2 separate regions of the Mus musculus genome follow, and region 2 is linked to region 1. The links are chromatin contacts, found by POLR2A ChIA-PET in ENCODE. All regions are on one chromosome and are shown on one strand. The core of a region is the stretch at or near the end of the contact, and the rest is flanking DNA. Distances in the headings are between cores, read along the strand shown.

Region 1 (6,506 bases), core at 3,123-5,622:
GTCGGGGATAGCAGAGCCTGAAAGGGGGAGGGGTATTTCATGCCTGAAAGGAGGAGGGGAGGGCCTGGGGGAGGCAGCTGAGAGGGATGGGGCCAAGGGGCTGTCCAAGTAATGCTAAGCCCCTGTCCCACCGCCCCTGGGTATTTGAGATACTGTCTAGGTTTATGGATGGAAGAGAGGTTTACTGAGACGGAGGCATAGCTGACCCCTCTCTGGTAAGGGCGTCGCTCGTCATACTTGCACACTCCATTCTATGACCCGAATTCCAAATACCCCCTTTCCTTTTTTCTCCCATTCTCCATACTAGGCTTCCACTTGCAGCAGCCTGTGTATTCAGTGACCCCAGTTATATGGGTCTGTAAAAGAGGTATACAGATCAAACATTGACTCATAATAAATCATAAGGAAATTTATTTTAAAACAGTCCTTTGACACGTAGTTTTACCATTTATTAAGAATGAAAGTAAATTGCACACCAGTAAGATGGAAGTGCTTGCTTATTTTGTTTTCCATTTTTCTACTTACTTATTTTATGTGTATGAGTGTTTTGGGTGAGTGTAGATATATGCACTACATGTGTGCCTGGTACCTATGGAGGCCAGAAGGGGTTGTCAGATCCTCTAAGACTCTACTTGGAGAATTGTGAGCAGTCCTGTGGGTGTGGGTCTTAAATCCAAGTCCTCTGAGAGAGCAGCCAGTCCTCTTAACCACTGAGCCATCTGTCCAGCCTCTCATTTAACTTTGTCTTTTGTTTGTTCAGAGTCAGAGCAGCAGTGCAGTCACGTGGTGCACATGGCCAAGTACTGCCAGAAACACCTTAGATTCAAGGCAGATTTGATCTTTAATCTATTTGGTTGTTATGCATTCGGAAGCCTTTTATTGTTGCCAAAAATGTTGCAACCCTCATATTCAGTTATATAACCCCACATAGGAGTGGCAGCTTACAGGTCAAAGCTGTGCTCTATGGTGGAAGAGGACAAAAGTTGTCCTCTGACCTCCACATGAATATGTGAGCACACACACACACACACACATACACACACACACACTATAATATTTAAAATTCAAAAAAATGTGTTCTGTAGGATAAGGAATCAAGCCTTGGGTTTCAGCTATGACTAGACCATGATCCAAACCTCAGTTTTCTCAGCTGTAGGATGGGAGGTAGTGCCACTATAGACTTTCTAGGGCATACTGAGGAGGTTTTGCTCACAGTATCTTCTGAGACCTCTCTAGCTGAGAAAGCACAGATGAGAGAAGTGCGCGGAGGTTCTCCTAGCCATGCAGTGAGATCGAGATCACATGGTACAACAGGCCACATATAGTGATCCTGAAGGATGGTGTGAATAGTGTGTAGTAGTCCTGAAGGATGGTGTGAATAGTGTGTAGTGGTCCTGAAGTACAGTGTGAATAGTGTATAGTGGTCCTGAAGGATAGTGTGAATAGTGTGTAGTGGTCCTGAAGGATGGTGTGAATAGTGTATAGTGGATCTGAAGTACAGTGTGAATAGTGTATAGTGGTCCTGAAGTACAGTGTGAATAGTGTATAGTGGTCCTGAAGGATGGTGTGAATAGTGTATAGTGGATCTGAAGTACAGTGTGAATAGTGTGTAGTGGTCCTGAAGCACAATGTGAATAGTGTGTAGTGGTCCTGAAGGATGGTGTGAATAGTGTGTAGTGGTCCTGAAGTACAATGTGAATAGTGTGTAGTGGTCCTGAAGGATGGTATGAATAGTGTGTAGTGGTCCTGAAGTACAATGTGAATAGTGTGTAGTGGTCCTGAAGGATGGTGTGAATAGTGTGTAGTGGTCCTGACGTACAGTGTGAATAGTGTGTAGTGGTCCTGAAGGATGGTGTGAATAGTGTGTAGTGGTCCTGAAGGATGGTGTGAATAGTGTGTAGTGGTCCTGAAGTGGAGAAGCCTAGGGGTCCTGGCTGTGTTCTTGTGGGTTGTGGAGGAAATGAGGAAGGAAGGCAGGTCTGACATCTCGCAGGCATGACAAGTGTCCCGACTGGTGAGGAAGGGACTGAGACTTGGGAAGGTAATCCTCAGGCTCAGTTGTTGGCTCAACATGGCCCTAAGCACATGATCCAAGCTGGGTCACCTGGGCTGGGAGGAAGAAGCAATAATGAGCCGAAGCTGGGCCAGAACTCTTGAGGACCTGGACCAGCCTTGGGGACTCCCCATTTACTCACTGGATGTCTGGCTCCAGCTTGAGGACCACTGTGGTGATGGGGGAAGAGTTCTGACTCTGCTGCTGACCTTGCTCAACTGTTCTCATCTGTAAAATGGGGAGAAGTGCAGAGTCCATCTCCAGGCACCAGCAGTACCGCTGTGCTGCATGCCAGGCCTCTCCGTCTCCGTCTCCATGTGCACGAACTCTTGCTGCTCACAGGGAAGTAGGTAGGGTTATTTCCATTTCCCTCTGCAGAAACTGAGCTTCACAGAGCAGTTAAAAATGAAGGTTGGCCAAGATTACAAGCATGCGTGGCTTGTAAGTGGCCTTTGACATGAGTCAGCCATTGCTAAGCTGACTCCCTCAGAGGGAGCTGGGACCTCCCTGAAGCCAGTGTTCACTGTCAGCCATCCATAGGCAGAAACACAGTGACGATCAGACTTTACCGTACCTTGAGAGATGTCCACGAGAGTCACGTACAGGCATCTCTTCCTGCTCCTTCCCCGTGTCATACACAGTGTCACCCACAGGAGTTAGGGCTGCTCACTGGAGGCAAGAGATGAGAGTCTGGGACCCAGCCAGGAACTTCCTGGGAGAGGTGACATCTGAACTGATACAAGTTCTTAATAAAAATAGAATTTTTTTTAGCCAGGCTAAGTAGAATCAGAACTAATGGAGCTTAGTTGCTTCAGGACCACTTACCTGGCCTCTTCTGTCATTCCAACAAGGCCCTGAATTTTTTTACTTTAGCAATCTGTTGTGTCTACCTATCCCCCGTGCTACCTTTCATGCTGTCTGTCCATTTCTTTTTTTAAAGGATTTATTTATTTATTTATTTATTTTATGTATGTGAGTACACTGTAGCTGTACAGATGGTTGTGAGCCTTCATGTGGTTGTTGAGTATTGAATTTAGGACCTCTGCTCACTCCAATTGGCCCCGCTAGCTCCGGTTGGCCCTGCTCACTCTGGCCCAGAGATTTATTTATTATTATACCTAAGTACACTGTAGCTGTCTTCAGACAGCACCAGAAGGGGGCATCAGATCTCATTACGGGTGGTTGTGAGCCACCATGTGGTTGCTGCAATTTGAACTCAGGACCTTTGTAAGAGCAGCCAGTGCTCTTAACCACTGAGTCATCTCTCCAGTCCCTGTCTGTCCATTTCTCATATAGCCTAGCTAGCCTGGAAGCCCTTAGCCTTAGCTAAGGATAACTTTGAGCTCCTGCACCTTCTGCCTCTACCTCCCACGTGTTACAAGTGTGTAGTGTTGTGAAGGACTGTTTTTTCTTTTGAAGAGAGACCTTTCAGTGATAAGCTGTTGGCTCCATCCCTGGTTCCATGGATGAATTATGTGACCAGGAAGGAGTGTGTGTCCTAGGCAAAAGAAACAGCATGTACAAATGCCCGAGGACATGACTGTGTGGGGCGTGCGACAGGCTTCAGCCTCATCACCTAGGACTCACTCGTCTCTACACTGTTCTCTTCAGAACCACAGACCCCAGCATTCATCAGTGTGCCCTTACCCACTCCTGTGCCTTTGTCTATATTGGTCCCTCATGGAGCACACCTGCTCCCAGCTTCATTAACGCACTTCTCAAGGCTCAGCTCCCATCTGCTCCGGACAGACCCTTCCCCCCCCCTTCCCCCTTCCCCAACATACTCACCCTCGTCTGGGTTCCTTAAATAATGGTTGCTGGTACATGCTGTTGTGGTCAGGTTCCCATCATCGTCTTTTCAAGCCCATATGTGAGGCTACCAAAGTTGGGATAGTTTCCACATAGCAGTGCCTGGCCTCTGCTCACACAGAGCAGCATAAGGACATCCTGGGAAATAGCTCAGCAGTCAAGAGCATTGGCTGCTCTTCCAGAGGACAGAGGTTCAATTCCCAGCACCTACATGGCGCCTCACAATGTCTGTAACTCCAGCTCCAGGGGATGTGTCACTTTCACTCTGGCATAGCTGCAGGCAAAACTCTAATACACATAAAAATATTTTTAAAAAGAACAACAAACAACTCACAGTCTTTCCAGGCAGTTATCTTGATGAGAGCAGCAATCCCCCAGACATTTCTCCCTATTCCTAAACTCAAGTTGCCTGGCTCCTCTGGGATCTGATCCAAGTCCTTCCCACCATGGCTGCATTTGCAGGCTGCTCTTTTTTGCTTCCTCTTCTGACATCCTGGAGCTCAGGGCCAATCCCTCCTCCTGTCCCTTGCCTTTCTAAAGGGACAGCTCTAATCTAATGGCAGCCACGTGTTATGATGAGTCACCAGAGCATCTGGGGCCCAGAGGTAGTGGCCGGTTAACTCTTAATGGGCCAGGGCTCTCTGCTAGAAGATCATGTGGGCTTCTTCGGAACCTGTCTCAGGTCTAAGTGCAAAGTGGGCATCTGGGGGATGGACCACTCACTCTGGAAGTGAGAGAGGAGGGGGCCAAAGGGAGAAGGGGCTGAGTGTGAGCTTTGGAGTTAGGAGGGCTAAGTTGCAGTTCCTGCTGGCCACTTACTGTAGAGTGGCTCTACACAGGTCACATGAACTCAACCGCTCGAGTTTTCGCATCTGAAAAAAAAAAAAATGGCAATTTTAGGGATTGTTTGAGAAGGAGAGTGTGAGCTGCCTGCTAGCGGTGCGTGCTAACCCGCCCGCTTTCCCGCCTTCTGGTCTCTTGCAAAACACTGGCCCCGTTTGGGCAAGCGGTTAGAATGAATGTCCACGCCTGTCTGCAGAAGCTAGGCTTTCTCCGCTAACATGGCCCGGCAGTGAGGCTGGACCGCGAGATCTCAGGTGTGGGGCCGGGAGCTGAGGCCTAGGGAAGGTGGAGAATTTCCCAGCCCGAGTGGGTGGAGGTGTTGGCAGCTCCGGTCCATGTCTGCGCCGATGCTCCAAGGCCAGGCTGTGCCGACCTTGAGCGCCCGGGTCCCACCTGGCCAGCGCCAGGGGCGGGCGCTGCGCTGCGCGGGCGCGGCCATGGTCCCACTGCGCGGGTGGGCAGCCCGAGACCGGCCCGGCCCCGTCGCCTTCCCCGCCCCCCGGCGCGCCCCTCCCCGGCCGCCGCGTCGCTGGGATCCGGCCGCAGCACCTGGGCTGCGCCTGGCGTCCGGCGCGCGCAGCGATGACCACGGCCAGCGGCCCGGGCGACCTGCCGGCGGGGTGAGTGGCGGAGGCCGCCTCGGGGCGCGGGCCGTGCAGGGCGAACGCTGCGGGGGCCTCCTAGGAGGAGCCCCGGGACCGCACTGCGGCTCCAGCCGCTGCGCAGCCTGCAGCCCGCGCCCCGCTGCCTCCTGGGGACCCTGGCTCAGTCACAGGCCTTCTGGGTCCCAACTTTCTCTCCCTCCTCATGGAGTCTATACCCATGGGGTGGGCCTTGTTACGATCACCCTTCTTTACAGATGAGAAAACTGAGGCATAGCTCTTAAGTGACTTTGATTATCCAGGAGGTAAGAGTGGAAAGTGAGATTTGAACACAGCTCTGTCTGGTGACATCCCCTTTAGGGATATTTGGGGTATTTGAAGGGCTCTAAGTGTGCTCGGGCCCAGGGTATTGGGTGTACCAGGAACCTAGGTTGTCAAGGTGGGTGCTGTCACTATCAACATGGCTGTCTTGGCCAGCCCCACCCCCACCCCTCCAAAGTCACAGTCAGACCCCCTAGGTTGATCCCGGGCACTGCCAGTTGCTGTCTGGAGATAGTCAGCAGCTCTGCTGTGTTTGGGTTTCAGTGCTTAGGGGGCAGTTGCTGGGATCCTAGGCTGCTGGGAGGTTGCTGGGCAGAGAGAGATCCTGCTCAGGTGAGCTGGGAGGGGTGCCTGCCCTACCTGGAGACTCAGACTAGTGACAATATTTGCCAAGGGCCTGAGGCCTGACAGATGAACAGGGAGGAGAGAAACCACCAGCCAGCTGGAAGCCTCTAGTGTGGGTCTGAGAGAATGGTAGCTCGGTGCTGAGGAACATCGTGGCTGGAGGAAGTCACCTGTTAAGTTTTCCCCTAATCATTTTCTGTTGTATAATTTTGGTCAAGGCATTTGACCAAACCTCCCTGACTTCTGGTTCCTGCTTTGGAAAACACAGAGAGGCTGGGTTAGCTACGCTCTTCCTGCTGAGGGTTGAAAGCTCCGGAGCTTGGCTGACTACCTTTCTGCGCAGCCCTGTCCGAACACCACCCTTCAGTATTAGAAGCGTGGTTTTCAGGAGAAAAGGCAGACATGGAACAAGGCTTCCATCCACAAACCCAGACTTGCTGGCTGAAAGCCAGACTCGTCCCTCTTGCCTATATACCACAGCTGTGCCTGAGTCCCTGGAAGAACCCTGGGTACCTCTAACTCTGCTCCCAGCC
Region 2 (6,422 bases), core at 2,993-5,492, 70 kb after region 1:
AGGCAGAGACAGGTAGATCCAAATAAATAAAATTATTTTAACCAATAATTATTTAAACTAATTCTTATATTTAATTTTATTGACATTTGGTTTTTTGGGTGGTTTGTTTGTTCATTTTTTTTCCTTGAGACAAGAGTCTCAGGCAGCCTAAACTGTCCCTGAACTCTTAATCTTTGTGCCTCAGCCTCTGAGACTGAGATTACAGGTGTGTTACTCTGTGCCTGGCTTGTACTTATCAGGAATTTGGAGCCATCTTCAGCTATAGAGCCAGTTGAAAGCCAGCCTAGGTTACATGAGAAAAATAAAATAGCTTCAGGCATGTAGCATGTTTGCCTAGCATGTTGGAGACTCTGTTTGATCTCTAGTACAAACCTCCATCCAAAATATCCCCCAGTACAAAAGCAAAAAATAAAGTCTTGAAGGAGGTACAGCAATCAGTCATCCATTTATGGTGAAACCTAGGAGTAATCCAGTCAGAGTAACAAACAGGGCAAAGGTTTTTAGCCTATCTTAGGACAGTCAGAAGGTCTCCGGGGAGAGTTGATGTAATGTGGAGGCTACTGTAAGACATTCTAGTTCCTATGGAGCCATGAGTTAGTGGAGCACTGTGGCCCACTGCTACTCCAGCTGCTATGCTGAGCCCGGCATAGGGAGGGGCAGGATGAGCTTTACTAGTAGGTTGGTAAAGAAAGCAGAACCGCTTGGTGCTCACATCTGTAATCTCAACACTCAGGAGGCTGAGGTCAGGAGCTTAAGTCTCAGAGTAAGACCCTGTCTCAAAAATCTTTAAATAAAAAATACAAGAAACCAGCAACAACAACAAAATGAGAATCAATACATTAAGGGCTTCATGCAAACGTTGGCCATAATGGTGTTTACTTCAAGCTGTTTTGTTTAGTGCTCATTAAGACCCAGGGCCTCATACACTAAGCATGTACTCTTCCAACTAAGTGACACTTCCAACCGAGGACTTACGTTCAAGCCCAAATAAAGTCTGTTGGTTACTGTTAGTAAAAATAACTGGATCTTTGCTTTACAGAGCTCTTGGTATACCTGTATACTGCACAACATAAATATAAGAACTATGTTTTAAGTACTTGTCACAGGAGAAAAGGAATAAAAACTATGCTCCTTTAACTTTATAACCAGATAGTTTTCATTTAAAGACCTATTGTAACTGAACATATTCTTTGTTTTGTTCCTTTTTTGAGACAAGGTCTCACTGTTTATCCCTGGCTGGCCTGGAACCCAACATGTCAACTAGGCTGGTCTGGAACTCAGTATCCACCACTTCCACCCTTCCTCCACCTCCCTAATGCTGCAATGAAAGCTGATGTACCAGGCCCAGCCTGGTTTTTGTTTTGTTTATTTCTGTGTAGTCTTAATATCCTGGAACTGATCTGTAGATCAAGCTGGCCTCAAACTCAGAGATCTACCTGCCTCTGCCTCCTGAGTGCTGGGACTAAAGGTGTGTACCACCACCTATTCTTTACAGAAGCAAATCAATACTACTGTAGCTTTTATATTCATTACGTACTATTTCCTTTTAAAAGCCCAAATATTATAAATCATTTACTATGGACTGGTGCTTTCTCAAATCATGTAAAACAAATATTAGTAATATATTAGAGACTTGAGGGGGATGTTATTATATTTACAGGTTTCTTTTAAAAACTCGATAGGGTCTCATTCTATAGCCGAGACCAGCACTGAACTCAGTATGTAGCACTGACCTCCAAATGTCAGCAATCCTCCTGACTCAGCCTTCCAAGTACTAAGATGACAGATATGAGCCACCATGCAAAGCTAAATATTTCTTTTTATGGTCTCATATTTTAAAGTAACTATTTTCTTGCAATTCATAGTAATTTTGCATATCAGTATTTGGGTCATTCATTTCAGGAAAAGGCAACCACAATACAATTTCCATTGTCAAAAATAACATTCCAAAAAAGTACTGGTAAAATACCAAAAGCCATCATTATGATCTAGTCCTTTTGGAAAGGACAAAAATATAGTTCCCATAACTCTAAAATTACGGTAAGAATAACAGAAAGCAGCAAGTCAGATATCCAATTTTCCTAGAAAGAGGCTAAGGAACATAGATTTGGGGGAGAAGTTTGCTCATGTCACCTACATAAATTCATTCTAGAGGAGCTATCCAGTGGAGAGGAAAACAGTTAAGATAGCCTGAAAAATGGGCCCAACTCTGGAGGCTGAGGCAGGAGGACAGAATGTTTGTCTGTCTGGTCAACTTCCTGAGTCACTGTCTAACAATAAGTTTTTTTTTTTTTTTTTTTTTTAAACAGCAGAGTTATAGTTCTATAGTGGTGTTTTGCTAGAATGCATAGGGTTCTCAGTTTAATTCCTGTTACTGATTATGGATAATATTCATATTCCATTTAGTATTAGGTATTGCTCCTGAAGCAATTTAAATATGTTGGGAGAAATGGGCCACATAAATATAGCCAATACTTAATTTTTATAGGACAGAAATTGCATGAAATATTGACGACAAAGCTTCTATTCTTCATTTATCTCAGTTATTGAGTATCTACTATGAGTCAGATGCTAGAGTATAAAAGCACCTGGAAACTGTCCCAAATTCAGCTTGTACAAGGGGAGGAGAACACATATGTCAAGGGTGAGACACACAACTACCTAAACAAAGATACTGCACTAAATTATTTTAGGTCTGGTACTGCTTGTAAGTGTAGAAGGTACATGGGGGACGTATCCAGGAATTCGGGGAAGAAGGGTGGGTAATGTCAGTACTTTAGATACTTGAGCTGAGTCCTTAAAGAGGATTAAATGTTCACCTGGGCAACCTTGGGGGAAGGGCTCTTAGCATAAAGATCACCTGGAGCAAAGACAAAACTATCAACAGCCTGGTTTGGTTAAAATAGAGGCTTTTGCCAGGCTATCGTAAAGATGGGACTTGACTAACATGAGGGGGTCAGAAAATCAGCTCATATGATCAATTTTTTGCCACGTGATGAGAAACTGGTTTACACAGGATTGAGAAAACACTACACTAGATAATGATGTCACCACATAAAATCAAAGGAGACTGCACAGTTAGAAAACTAAACTCTCTTCAGGAAAATATTAAAGAACTGTATTAAAGCCCACCTGAGAAGTTTACTCAATGTATCATTTAGAAAGACCCATTCAGGAGTCTTTGATAAAGAGGACTTTAAGTAACAGATGGCATTTCCCAAGTCAGGTTGAAAGGTCTCTCAAGTTCAAGATAATCAAATTTTAATTAAGCCAACTTATTTAAAAGATGTGTCACAGGGGTGGAGCTTAAAATTACCACATATGTATATATAAACAAGTAACTCTTTATGAAGCTGAGGCCAAAATCGCCACTTGGAATTCTACCTCCCAAGTAGATGGTAAAAAAGACATTCTACCAGAGCCAATTAACAAAAGAGTGGGGAGGATCATAAACGAAAACACAAATATAAGGGGGGAGGGGGTGACAAGCTACGCAAAACCCGTAATCCTCTTGGCAGTCTGATGAGGAAATCACACAACTCAGACATAAAGGCAGGAAAACCATGTCATCCTCAACTCCACAAGCTAAACTACTAGGCACCGAAGGGGATAAGATCACACACTCGATTCCTGAACTCAAGGACAGAAGACCGTCCTCAACCCGTGCCCAAGGGGATGCCCAGAAGGACCCTTTTCCATTTGGGAACCGGGCAGCAGACACCCTCAAGGCCAGCCCTGAAGGGGTCAACGCCACCCCCCCCCCACCCACCCCCGGTCTAGGCCGTGGAGGCCAAGGGCAGAGGGCCCGAGCCGCCTCCTCTCGCACGCCGACACACACCCTCCCTACCTGATATGGCGGCGGCGGCTCCTGATCTGGCTCCGTCCCCTCGCCAAAGCTAGCCCGGTCGGACTGAGACTCGTGAAGCAGGGAGATGTCATCCGAAGTCGGGGATTTGAGGCAGTTCCCCATCTTCCGGGGCTGGGGTGTATGCTTGAGATCTGCGGGAGGAAGAAAGCTGTGACCCGGTCTCTCGCACGCTCGGCGGTGAGCTCGCTCGGCGCCGCGGGGTCCAAGGCGGCAGGCCCGGGGCTCAGGCGGCGGCTCCCCCGCGCCCCGGCGCCACCGAGGGGCCGCTCATGCCAGCCCCCGGGACAGGGGGCGCGAGGCTAGGCCGCGGGCTGCGCCGGGGTCGCGTCTGGAACCTGAGGGGGGCGGGGGCGGGAAGACTGAGCGCTTCCCCACCCCGCCCCCCGCGGGGCGGCGGCGGCCACGGGCTGCTGGGCCTAATCCAGGTCAGGAGGGGGGGGCGCGGCCGTCTCGGTTGCCTCAGCTGCTGCCTCAGCTGCTGTTGCCCCTGCCGACGCTGGAGCCGCGGCCCGGGGCCTCATCCTACTCCGCCTCGGCGCGGCGGCGGTGGCCAGAACGAGGCTGGCCAGGCCTACGTCATGCCGCCGTGCGTGCTCCGGCCCCGCCCCGGGCGCGCGCGTCCGACTCCTGGACTGCGTGGCTGGGCTCTGAGTTTAAGGTCCAGGCTGTGTGGCTGTTGGTCTCCCGACCATCTGCCTCCGGCGCCCCCTGTATGTCCCGGCTGCAGCCAGCTTGCGGACTTACCTTACCTTACCTGCGCGGTGTCCTCAGACTGTTCACGCTGTCTGCCGGGTTGATGTCTGTAAGCACGGATCTGAATGGACCAGGCAGATAGCTGAGGTGTTTAGCTTCCTTCTCCTTTATCCTTTAAGAATAAAGTCCAAACTCATGTGATGAACACGCCCTACCCTCCCAACATCACAGCCATGAGATTATCGGATTGCCCATTTCTTCCCAATCCCACCTCCCTAATTCAAGCCTCTCAAACTAACATTTGCCGTTGATTCTCAGTCTCTCTGTGTTCATCATTGTCCCCTACCTCCATACCCTTTGAATGATTGAGGATATATATATATGTATTGGGAAGGCATATATATATATATGCCTTCCCAATACTACCCACAGAATAATCTTAAGAAATCTCTTGCCGAGCAGTAGTGGCGCACACCTTTAATCCCAGCACTTGGGAGGCAGAGGCAGGCAGATTTCTGAGTTCGAGGCTAGCCTGGTCTACAGAGTGAGTTCCAGGACAGCCAGGGATACACATAGAAACCCTGTCTCGAAAAACAAAACAAAACGAAACGGGAAAAAAAAAAAAAACGGAAAGAAGAAATCTCTAATCTCATTCAAAATACTGCCCCTCTTTTATAAATTCTAAATCCCAAAATGGCCAAAGTGCTTCTAGTCCTCTCAAAGACTGTTCTCGCTGGCTGAGATTTCCACAGACAGACAGTATTCCTGACCTCTTACCTCTCGCTGGGCTAATCATTATCCTCACCAGTCCTTCGTGGACTCCATTTCATTTCCCTTGAAAATCTTTTTCTGCTTCTCCAGTCTGGGTTAGTCACCTACTCAGAGTTCCCAGTCAGGGCCTTTCTGTCAGGTTGATCAAGCTGAGTTCTCTGTCCCTTCCCTGTGTAAGGCCTGGCATGTTGCCTAAGGTAGTAGAGTCTTTCCTTGGCTGAATGAACAAATGCTCAAACAGCATATGCAAAGGGAAGAACAAGAAGAGAGTGTTCTCCACAGCCATTTTTTTTTAATCAAGAAGGCAAGAAGTTGACTTTGATCTCCAGTTTTATTCACCATTGACTGATTTATTGTTATTTACAGGCCCTATGTTAGAGCGACTGATTCATAAAACCTGACTTTTTTCTTGAAAGATCCTGGGTTTACCTGCAACAACAAACAAAGTCTTAGAGGGTCCCCTCCCCTGATGTTTGTAGAAAACTCTGTTTATTTCGTTTGGGTGAGGGTCAGAAGGGATTTTTGATAGATACTACTGTGTTTAATGAGTAAATCCCAAACATTTTCCCTTTAAATCCCAATTCCACAAAATCACTATCAAAGTGAGGTCAAACTCTATGTTCAAAGCAGGGGGTCTTAACTAGGCATGCCTTTAATCTCAGCACTCTGGAAGCAAAAAGCAGGCAGATCTCTGAGAGTTCGAGGCCAGTCTGGTCTGTAATACAAGTTCCAGAACAGCCAAGACTAAGCAAAGAAACCCTGTCCTGAAAACCAAAAAAAGAAAGAGAGAGAGAGAGAGAGAGAGAGAGAGAGAGAGAGAGAGAAGAGAGAAAGAGAGAAGGGTGTTGTTGAATGCCTGTAATTCAAGCATTTAGAGCCAAGACAGGAACATGTCTAGTTCAAGGCTAGCCAATGTTACTTAACAAGCAAACAAACAATTCTGCCTCAAAAAAAGTCTATATTCAATCAAACAAAAAAATTTTTTTTTTGAAATAGCATCTCACTATATAGCTCTGGCTGTCCTGGAACTCCCTACGTAGACCAGACTAGCCTCAAACTCAGAGGTCTACCTGTCTGTCTCTAAAATGCT

What was found. ChIA-PET counts read pairs that join two places held with the same protein, here RNA polymerase II (POLR2A).
Region 2: POLR2A ChIA-PET joins it to region 1 with 11 read pairs in Patski. The contact joins the promoter of Rnf11 here to the promoter of Ttc39aos1 in region 1. POLR2A ChIA-PET finds 5 or more read pairs at or near these places in 2 of 5 experiments (Patski and embryonic stem cell).

What each region holds. Positions count from the first base shown.
Region 1 is chr4:109,401,885-109,408,390 of GRCm38, forward strand. It overlaps Ttc39aos1 (Ttc39a opposite strand RNA 1), which reads right to left and starts at 4,373. Exons shown (of 4, transcript NR_131195.1): 1 at 3,842-4,373; 2 at 2,628-2,722; 3 at 2,196-2,385; 4 at 395-2,109. Ttc39a (tetratricopeptide repeat domain 39A) reads left to right here and starts at 5,216. Exons shown (of 18, transcript NM_153392.2): 1 at 5,216-5,325. The coding sequence starts at 5,288.
Region 2 is chr4:109,472,263-109,478,684 of GRCm38, forward strand. It overlaps Rnf11 (ring finger protein 11), which reads right to left and starts at 4,243. Exons shown (of 3, transcript NM_013876.3): 1 at 3,848-4,243. The coding sequence starts at 3,970.